3 separate regions of the Homo sapiens genome follow, and regions 1 and 3 are each linked to region 2. A link is a contact called in ENCODE Hi-C or POLR2A ChIA-PET data. All regions are on one chromosome and are shown on one strand. Each heading gives the region's core, a stretch centred on a gene start or an enhancer-like site at or near the end of the contact. The rest is flanking DNA. Distances are from core to core; before and after follow the strand shown. Region 1 overlaps SASH1 (SAM and SH3 domain containing 1). Region 2 overlaps ZC3H12D (zinc finger CCCH-type containing 12D). Region 3 has its middle 69 kb from the start of UST.

What was found. Hi-C counts contacts between places; a loop is a spot of excess contacts on that map. ChIA-PET counts read pairs that join two places held with the same protein, here RNA polymerase II (POLR2A). Pooled maps may share reads with other maps.
Region 1: a pooled map shows a loop between it and region 2 (3-fold over the local background). The contact joins two enhancer-like sites. A Hi-C loop is called at or near these places in 1 of 50 pooled maps. POLR2A ChIA-PET finds 5 or more read pairs at or near these places in 2 of 52 experiments (GM10248 and activated B cell).
Region 3: a loop to region 2 is called in a pooled map, with 4 times the contacts of the local background. The contact joins two enhancer-like sites. A Hi-C loop is called at or near these places in 2 of 37 single-sample maps with no recorded cell type and 2 of 50 pooled maps.

The regions. Positions count from the first base shown.
Region 1 is chr6:148,518,567-148,521,434 of GRCh38, reverse strand. SASH1 (SAM and SH3 domain containing 1) reads right to left here. Exons shown (of 20, transcript NM_015278.5): 10 at 1,542-1,888. Among named protein-coding and RNA genes, the nearest start is that of SASH1, 180 kb to the right of the region's middle. RefSeq lists enhancers at 1,031-1,080, 757-1,296. Within about 2 kb of position 1,319, at least 6 of the 41 ENCODE cell types and tissues checked have a DNase peak (open chromatin) inside an H3K27ac peak, as active enhancers do.
Region 2 is chr6:149,466,967-149,469,666 of GRCh38, reverse strand. All of the region lies in intron 2 of ZC3H12D (zinc finger CCCH-type containing 12D), which reads left to right. Among named protein-coding and RNA genes, the nearest start is that of ZC3H12D, 17 kb to the left of the region's middle. Within about 2 kb of position 1,331, at least 4 of the 41 ENCODE cell types and tissues checked have a DNase peak (open chromatin) inside an H3K27ac peak, as active enhancers do.
Region 3 is chr6:148,676,886-148,679,729 of GRCh38, reverse strand. No RefSeq gene overlaps it. Among named protein-coding and RNA genes, the nearest start is that of UST, 69 kb to the left of the region's middle. Within about 2 kb of position 1,594, at least 4 of the 41 ENCODE cell types and tissues checked have a DNase peak (open chromatin) inside an H3K27ac peak, as active enhancers do.

The sequences.
Region 1 (2,868 bases), core at 70-2,569, 950 kb after region 2:
TTCACTTTCACAAAAGCAGAACCCGACTGAATGAATTTAAATTACACTGATCGTCTGGGGAAGAACATCCTGTTCATGAACGGGAAGGCCCCCTGGGAAAACCACTATTGAAGGACACTCTATTCTTTCAGGTCTTTAAAAGGGCCCACAGCCAACTGTCCTGAGCAGATCAAGCAAGGTGCCAGGTGACAGAGGGCCAAGAAATCTACTTCCTCACTTTGCACCATTTTATATGTGCCACTGTGCAAACTAAAAGTTAGGTGGGAATTTCAGAAGGAAAAATATCTATATTCTGAAGTTCAAAGTAAGTCATGCCTTGAAAATAAATCTTACTAGGTCTCTGATCATCCAGCGTTAAAAGTGAAAAACATCCTACTCTTTGAAAGTGAGTACTTTATTCCTTGCTGAGTACAGAAGAATCTATAGGCTAGGGGAAGGCATTTCCAAATGTTGATTTGTTTATAAAGATAAGAACATGGAATAGACTTAAGTAAAACAAAAAAGCTCCCATTTTTGTTGTTAGATTTACGAACTTTCTGCTTGCCTCTACTAATAAAATAAATGTGCTTTAAAATGTTTTCAAATCACCAAATTGGTGACTGTGATGACGGCAGTTTTTCCATGAGCCTGCTCCTATTGTTTTAATTTTAAAACCAAGAGCAAGCATCTCTTTCAAGGGTGAAATGCCCTTCTGTTTTGAATCAGCTTCTTTGAGGTCAAGTGACATAATGGCCGAGAATCAAGACAGCCACTCCTGGAGGCGGCCAAACCCCACCCCTGTACCCTGGAAGCCCCTCTCTGGATTAGCTTCAATGCTTATTTTAATGGGCACTCAAACAGCTTCATCTGACAAGAGGAGAAATGGAAGAGAAGGTGAAAGCTGCCTGGAAGTGAAAGCAGGATTTGAAATTGAAGGTGATGGTGGGATGTGCCCTGACGTCATGAGCAGGAGAGAGGGGAGGAAGCCGGTCCCCGCAGAAGAAAGGCCATAATGCTTGACTGCACATCACAGAAATGACAAGGCCGTCCTCAGGACCATCTTTGTGACTCACAGACTTCTGGTGGATTCTCAAGAGAACCCTTTTAGTACAGCGGTCGACCGTGGCGGCCCACTTCCTCTTTGCCTCCTCATCCTCCTCCAGCAGGCACCGCCTCAGGTCCTGTCTCTCAGCCTTGCTCAGGGTCCTGTCTGAGGCAGGCCGCACTAGCTGGGTCAGGTTCAGGTGGCTGTACAGGCTCCGCTCCACCACGTAGGTGATATTGAACTCGCTGACCGAGGTGCGCCCGCGCACCCTCCTGCCGGGGAAGCCGCAGCTCCCGCCCCCTTTGCCTTTCTGCCGGAGCAGCTGCAGGTCACAGGTGGTGCTGGTGACGCCTTTTCTGGAGGGACGCTGGCAGAGAAAAGCTCTGGAACAGGAATAATTAGTATCCGTTTTCTTCAAGCGGATTTGCTTCCGGACACTCTGAAACTCCTCCAGGGACACCAGAAGGTGGTGCCTGCGACGGTGGTTGTCATAGAAGCAAACACCATCCGTACTTACCCCGTGGCTTAGGGACCCGAGACCCTTCTTCATCTCCCCCTCGGTGAGGGAGCGGGACACTTTCTGGGCCTTTTCTTCTTCTGGGTAGGAGAAGAATGTCCCCATCTTCTTGGGGGGCTTAATCAGGCCCCGGCTCTCTCCTTTGCTGAAGGTTTTGACCAACTTCCGGCCAGCCCCCCAGGTGTCCAGGCTGCTGGAGGATGGAGACGTGGTGAGAGAGTCTGAGTCATCTTCGGGAGGTTTCTCAGGAGAGCCATCAAAGAAAAGGGGCTTCTTGTGCACGCCAGAGTAGAGGGCGGACCGTTCATCCAGGACCGGCGAATTCTCAAACACGTGCTCCTCCCCACCTGGAGGGAAACCAACAGAGTCTCTTGTGAACACACCTTTGCATTCTTGCATACATCTTTCTTTACATTCACCACCTTTCTCCGTATCATGACCCTCTTTATAAACCCAGCTCCCACTTACATATGTACAGAAAAATGAAAATACACTGTGCAAATACATGGTTTCACATGAGCTTAATGTTAAAAGGATTCAGATGTGTTTTCTTCTTCTTTAAATATCTTTGTAGACCTAACACCTTCACAGGCGTATTTAAAATGCCGTTTGCAAAATCTAAGCTAGCCATAATCACAATATGCCTTAGCATTTCGAGATAATGCCCTCTGCAGTTTGTAAATGCAACCCTCTGAAACTAGGAATCAGGATCTTTCCCCCTTCTGAAAGGCACTCCTTTATGTTGGCTCTGGTCGCTTTTTATAGTTGGAGTGTGATAAATGTCATGTGGCTGACAGTGATTGTTTTATTGGTACATATGCCATTTGAGTGACTAAATCTCCAAGGAAGTTTTGGTGGGGAGAAACACTATAAAGCGTTGTATCTTGCAAATGTGACTGACACATCGTCTCCAGCTGACAGGCCAAATGCAAAAAGTTAGGAAACTCAGTGATCCCGGCCAGATACTCCCATCAACTCAGGCCTCACTAGGAGCAGCCAGGGCGTTTAAGGGCCCTGACACGCAGGCAGCTCCAGGGTCCCACTGGTCTCAGGGATTCCAGCTCTTGAAGCCCTCACTGGAGCCAGGTGGCAAGCCAAGCCCTCCAGAGCCCGGTGGAAAGGTTTGGACTTGGCAGGAAAACCAAGTTCTTTTCCGCATGTGTTATGTGAACAGATGTGAGAAAAGAAGTAGGTCAAACTGTGGGTGTAGCGATCCCAACTGGCTGTGTCCCTTTAATTATAGGGAAACTTTGAGCTCTGCAGCTTTCCACCCGCTGAATTGTGAAGAGGAAAAAAGGAAAAGTTCCTTGGAACAGAAGGATGGCAC
Region 2 (2,700 bases), core at 82-2,581:
TGTGTTTCCGTGAGAAAGAGAGGGACATCAGCTCGGGTCATTCAGCTGAATACCTGAGTCCATAGATACCTGGCTTTAAGAATAATGTCCAGCAACTTTTTAAAAAGAAGGCAGCTTTCATTGAAAGCGTGTTCAAAATGGCATCATGGTGTGTGGGAAGAGCATGAATTCTCACGAGCCAACAGTTGCAGCATTTTCTTTTTTTTTTTGAGATGGAGTCTCGCTCTGTCGCCCAGGCTGGAGTGCAGTGGCGCCATCTCGGCTCACTGCAAGCTCCGCCTCCCGGGTTCACGCCATTCCCCTGCCTCAGCCTCCCAAGTAGCTGGGACTACAGGTGCCCGCCACCACGTCCAGCTAATTTTTTTGTACTTTTAATACAGACGGGGTTTCACCGTGTTAGCCAGGATGGTCTCGATCTCCTGACTTAGTGATCCACCCGCCTCGGCCTCCCAAAGTGCTGGGATTACAGGCTTGAGCCATCGCTCCCGGCTGAGTTGCAGCATTTTCTTGCCTAGGGTGGGCAGACTCACAAGTGCCCAGCCTGTTTTACATTCTGTAGGCAAATCTAGAAAAGGCGGGATTCAAAGTACAACCTTGGGGGGAAAGCACCTGATAATTTCACATCCTCTTACTGCCCCAGAGTAGGGTTTCATGTAAATGTGTCCTCATTTTGGAGTGCACAGGGCTTTTTGCTTTGGCTGTTGTTTACATTTTTACACTCTCAGGACACTCTGCAGGCTCTGGTTTGTGCTGGAGTAAGGGATCTCCAAGGAAGAGAGAGATCAGGCTTGAAATCATACCTCTCAGTTTTCATCATGCCCCCCTCAGTGGGTTCCCAGCAGGCAAGAAAGAGAATGGTGGGGGTTTATGACCGGGCTGGGGGTCAGACCTGCTTCTGAGACCCTGACTCTGTTCTGTCTGACGTTAGCCTTGGGCTCCTGCCTGTCTGCACCCATTTCTTGTAAGGCGAAAGCTCCCAGATCAGCCCCTGCTCACGGTCTCTTTCCCCTGCCTTGAGCTGGGGAGAGATCTCCTGGTGAGAAGGGTCAGAGTGTTTGCAATTGAACCCCCAGTAAGAAACAGAGTGGCAAGAGCAGCTTCCCTTCACATCTCAGACCCCTGAGGAATCATTGCTCCTCTCTTTCCTCCTGCCCATAGCCACAACCTTCCTCCATATGTGACTGCTTTGGGAGCCCCTAGCCTCTGCAGGAACTACTTGGCAATAGTCAAAGATGCAGTGGTGTACAATTGGATTGTCTAGTTACTGAAACTGGCTGGCACTCTGATTGCAGCTACCCCAGGCACAGTTGTCAGGCAGGCAAAATTTGCCTTGGGTGCCAACCCACTTCCTCTTTGTACCTTTGGTTATTCAAAACTCCCATCTCTGGTGGGGTGCAGTGGCTTATGCCTGTAATCCTAGCACTTTGGGAGGCCAAGGCAGGCGAATCACCTGAGGTCAGGAGTTTGAGACCAGCCTGACCAACGTGGAGAAACCCCGTCTCTACTAAAAATACAAAATTAGCTGGGTGTGGTGATGCATGCTTGTAATCCCAGCTACTCGGGAGGCTGAGGCAGGAGAATCGCTTGAACCTGGGAGGTGGAGGTTGTGGTGAGCTGAGATTGCGCCATTGCACTCCAGTCTGGGCAACAAGAACAAAACTCCGTCTCAAAAACAAACAGAAAACAAAAACAAAACTCCCAGCTCCTGTCTCCTTTTCCCAGGGCCTGGCTCTCGGCTTGCTGCCTGATGAGCTGGTTCACAGTGTTGGTTAATAAGGGCATGAGGTGCCTTTTCTAAGCATGAGCATTTAAACTGTGGGTTACTATTCCTCCAAAAGAACTGCCATCTGGATCCTGAGGTATAGATGGAGTTGGGGGGAATCAATGGTCTTTGGGAGACTAGGGAGGAAGAGTTTTGCAGCCTAAGGGGTCAGGCTTTGAGGGCTGCCCCTAGATCAGAGAGATGGACACATTGTTTTGCTTCAGTTTCCTCAAGGGTAAAATGGGGACAAGGTCACTTCCTCAAGGGCTTCTTGTAATGATTAAATGAGGCAAAACGTGCAAAGTGCCCTGGCAGACAGAACCCTCTACAGATCTTAAAAATGAGCTCCAAGGCCAGGCGCAGTGGCTCATGCCTGTAATCTCAGCACTTTGGGAGGCCAACATGGGAGGATCACCTGGGGCCAGGAGTTCAAGACCGGCCTGGGCAACATAGCCAGACCTCATCTCTACAACAAATTTTTAAAATTAGCCAGGTGTGGCAGTGCATACCTGTAGTCCCAGCGACTTGGGAGGCTGAGGTGGGAGGACTGCTTGAGCCTGAGAGGTTGAGGCTACTGTGAGCCATGATTGTACCATTGCACTCCAGCCTGGGTAACAGAATGAGACTCCATTTCTTAAATAAAAAAAAAAGAGCTCCAAGAAGCAGGGGTGATGTCTTTTCTTAGCATGCAGTGCAGAGCCTTGTAGTAGATATTCAGGAATTGCACTGAGTCTGTGAAGGAACGTGCAGATGAGTGGATGCCTTTGGTGTGTGCATTCCTGTCTGTGTGCTGGGGAGTGGGCTCCCAGGGCGACTGAGAGCTCTGCCAGGGTCCAGGTTCCCTTCCTGTCTCTCACCACTGAACACTGCCTCCTACACCCACCAAAGGTGTCAGAGATGGCTTGTGAATGGTTAAATGCAAATATGGAAGGAGACCC
Region 3 (2,844 bases), core at 345-2,844, 790 kb after region 2:
AAATTACTGAATTGCCTGTCACCAAGTAAAGTCCTAAGGATCCTCAAAAACTTGAACTCATACAGAATGCTTTGTTTAAGACCTGGGGGTGAGCAGCTGTTAGTAAACACAAATGCTTAGATGCTACGGCTACACTAAAATTGTGGTGAAAATTTAGAATAGTAAAGCATTATGCCCTATAAGCCTTGGCTTAGAATGGAATCTTTCAAAAACCCCAGTGGTCACATTACTGTTACTTATCCTAAAGAGATATTGTTTAAAAGTTCTCCTCTGCAGTAAGCATCACAAGCCCCTGTATGAGTTGATGGGAAAGGCAGGACCTTGTAAGGCTGAGTGTATTAGTCCATTATCATGCTGCTAATAAAGGCATACCTGACATTGGGTAATTTATAAAGGAGAGAGGTTTAATGGACTCACAGTTCCACATGGCTGGGGAGGCCTCACAATCATGGCAGAAGGCAAAGTAGAAACAAAGGCATGTCTTACATGGTGGCAGGCAAGAGAACATGTGCAAAGGAACTCCCCTTTATAACACCATCAGATCTCATGAGACTTATGCACTATCATGAGAACAGCACTGGAAAGACCTGCCCCCATGATTCAATTACATCCCACCACGTCTCTCCCACGACATGTGGGAATTATGGGAGCTACAATTCAAGATGAGATTTGGGTGGGGACACAGCCAAACCATATCACCGAGTAAGACCATGATGAGGAGTCATAGCCACTTTAGATGCTGTCACTTGGTGAGCAAGTCAATGTCTCTAGACCCAGTCATTGGCCATTGCGTGTCCACATGGATGTTCACTATCAGTGAGGAAAGGGTTTCACGGTACCCACAGCTTGCTTCTAATTCTGAGGACTTCCTCTTTTGTAGCCCCCTCTCCTGTCTAGGCCCCTGATGGTGTTTGGGCCCCTGAGGGAAGAGGAAAGACTAATACTGTCCTCTCCTATGGCCCTTGGAAAGCTGAGGCAGTGGAATCTACTAAAGAGGTTCATCGTCCCAGCAAATTTTATCTTCACAGTTCAGAATGCTAGTGCTGTCTCTCCAGCACCAGCCCCATGTCCAGATGGCATGGGCAAATGCTTGAGAGCCCTGCCAGGGCCACAGTATTACTGAGATTCCCAATTGCTGATGACCCTTGAGGTTTTTCTCCAGAGAGCCTCATCTAAAACATCTTTGTGTAGGACCAGTTCACGACATACTGATGTAGTGACCCGAATTAATTAATCCACTTACCTACGACGAATAGTGCCCTAAGGAATGCGATATAGACCAAAGAGGGCAAGGCTGGAAAGCTCTAGAACACAGCCCATAATGTAACCATAGAACTAGGAAGAAAGCTGTGAAAGAAAAGGTGATCTCCCCAATTCAGAATTTGTCATGTCTCAGAACTTCCTCTTTCTATGCTATTATGGGTCTTGCTCTCAAGATAATTCACTCAGCACAGGCTTTCAGAATTTCTGCTTTTCAACAAATGAACCAAATTCCTTTAAGCTAGCACCAGCCTCATGGTTGGCTGCCCCTTTTCTCACCTAATGTAATTATTTCCTGTGAAGATGGATTGGAGTTGAGATTTCATAATGCTGCCGTAACATTTCTCTCTCACTCTCCTGCATCACACTCACAGTGACATTTGGGCCATTTTTTGCCTCTGCATAAATGCACAATCTTGCCATCCATCATGCCAAGGGCAACTATGAATGAAATGAGCATTAAGCATATTAGTTTTCAATGCTATTAAAGCCATTAAACATATTAGCAGGCCCATTACTTTATTTTCCTACGGATTTTTTAGTATTGTGACCTCCAGTCATGAAGAAAATGCAAAGCCTTCCCAAGCAAAAGCTGCTATGAATGTGGGTAGGAGGTGAAGTTCACATGGGCCAAATCAGATCATTAATGGAAAATTATGCTGCCGCATGACATGGGCAAGTGTGAGATATCACACAACCAAGGAAGACACTGGCCTGTGCATGCTTTCCCACGCACCCAGTCGTACACAACTCATTAATTTGAAAACCAAAAAGAGGAAGTGAAATTAGGAATTTCAGTCTCCGTCTACCTCTCTTCTGATCTACCTTTAAATGGCAGCTACAGAAACAGAATAGTCTGAAACGCCAGAAAAATGTAAAAGTTCTTCATTTAAGTTTAGAAAAAGGAAGCTAAAAATAACCTCTAATTGAAGGAGTTATTTCAGAACCAGACTTGAAAACATTTAGCATAGTCTTTTAATTAATTTATTCTGAGGATAGTGCTGAAAATATATCTATCTACCTAATAGCAGAGAGAAAAATCTCCAACTTTGCCTTCTGGCTAGATTCGTTTTACCCTTACTGATATTTCCTCCCCTTATTTGTAGTTTTTGTTTCAATTATCCATGGTCACCTGTGGTCTGGAGATTGATGATTACAGTGCAGTAAGATATTTTGAGAGAGAAAGAGAGACCATAGTCACATAACTTTATTTTATTTTATTTTGTTTTATTTTATTTTATTTATTTGAGATGGAGTCTCTCTTTGTCACCCAGGCTGGAGTGCAGTGGCACCATCTCAGGTCACTGCAACCTCTGCCTCTTGGGTTCAAGAGATTCTCCTGCCTCAGCTTCCCGAGTGACTGGGATTACAGGTGCCCACCACCATGCCCGGCTAATTTTTTTTATTTTTAGTAGAGGCAGGATTTCACCATGTTGGCCAGGCTGGTCTCAAACTCCTGACCTCAGGTGATCCACCTGCCTCAGCCTCCCAAAGTGCTGGGATTACAGGCATGAGCCACCATGCCCGGCCCACATTCACATAACTTTTATTATGGTATATTGTTCTATTTTATTATTAGTTATT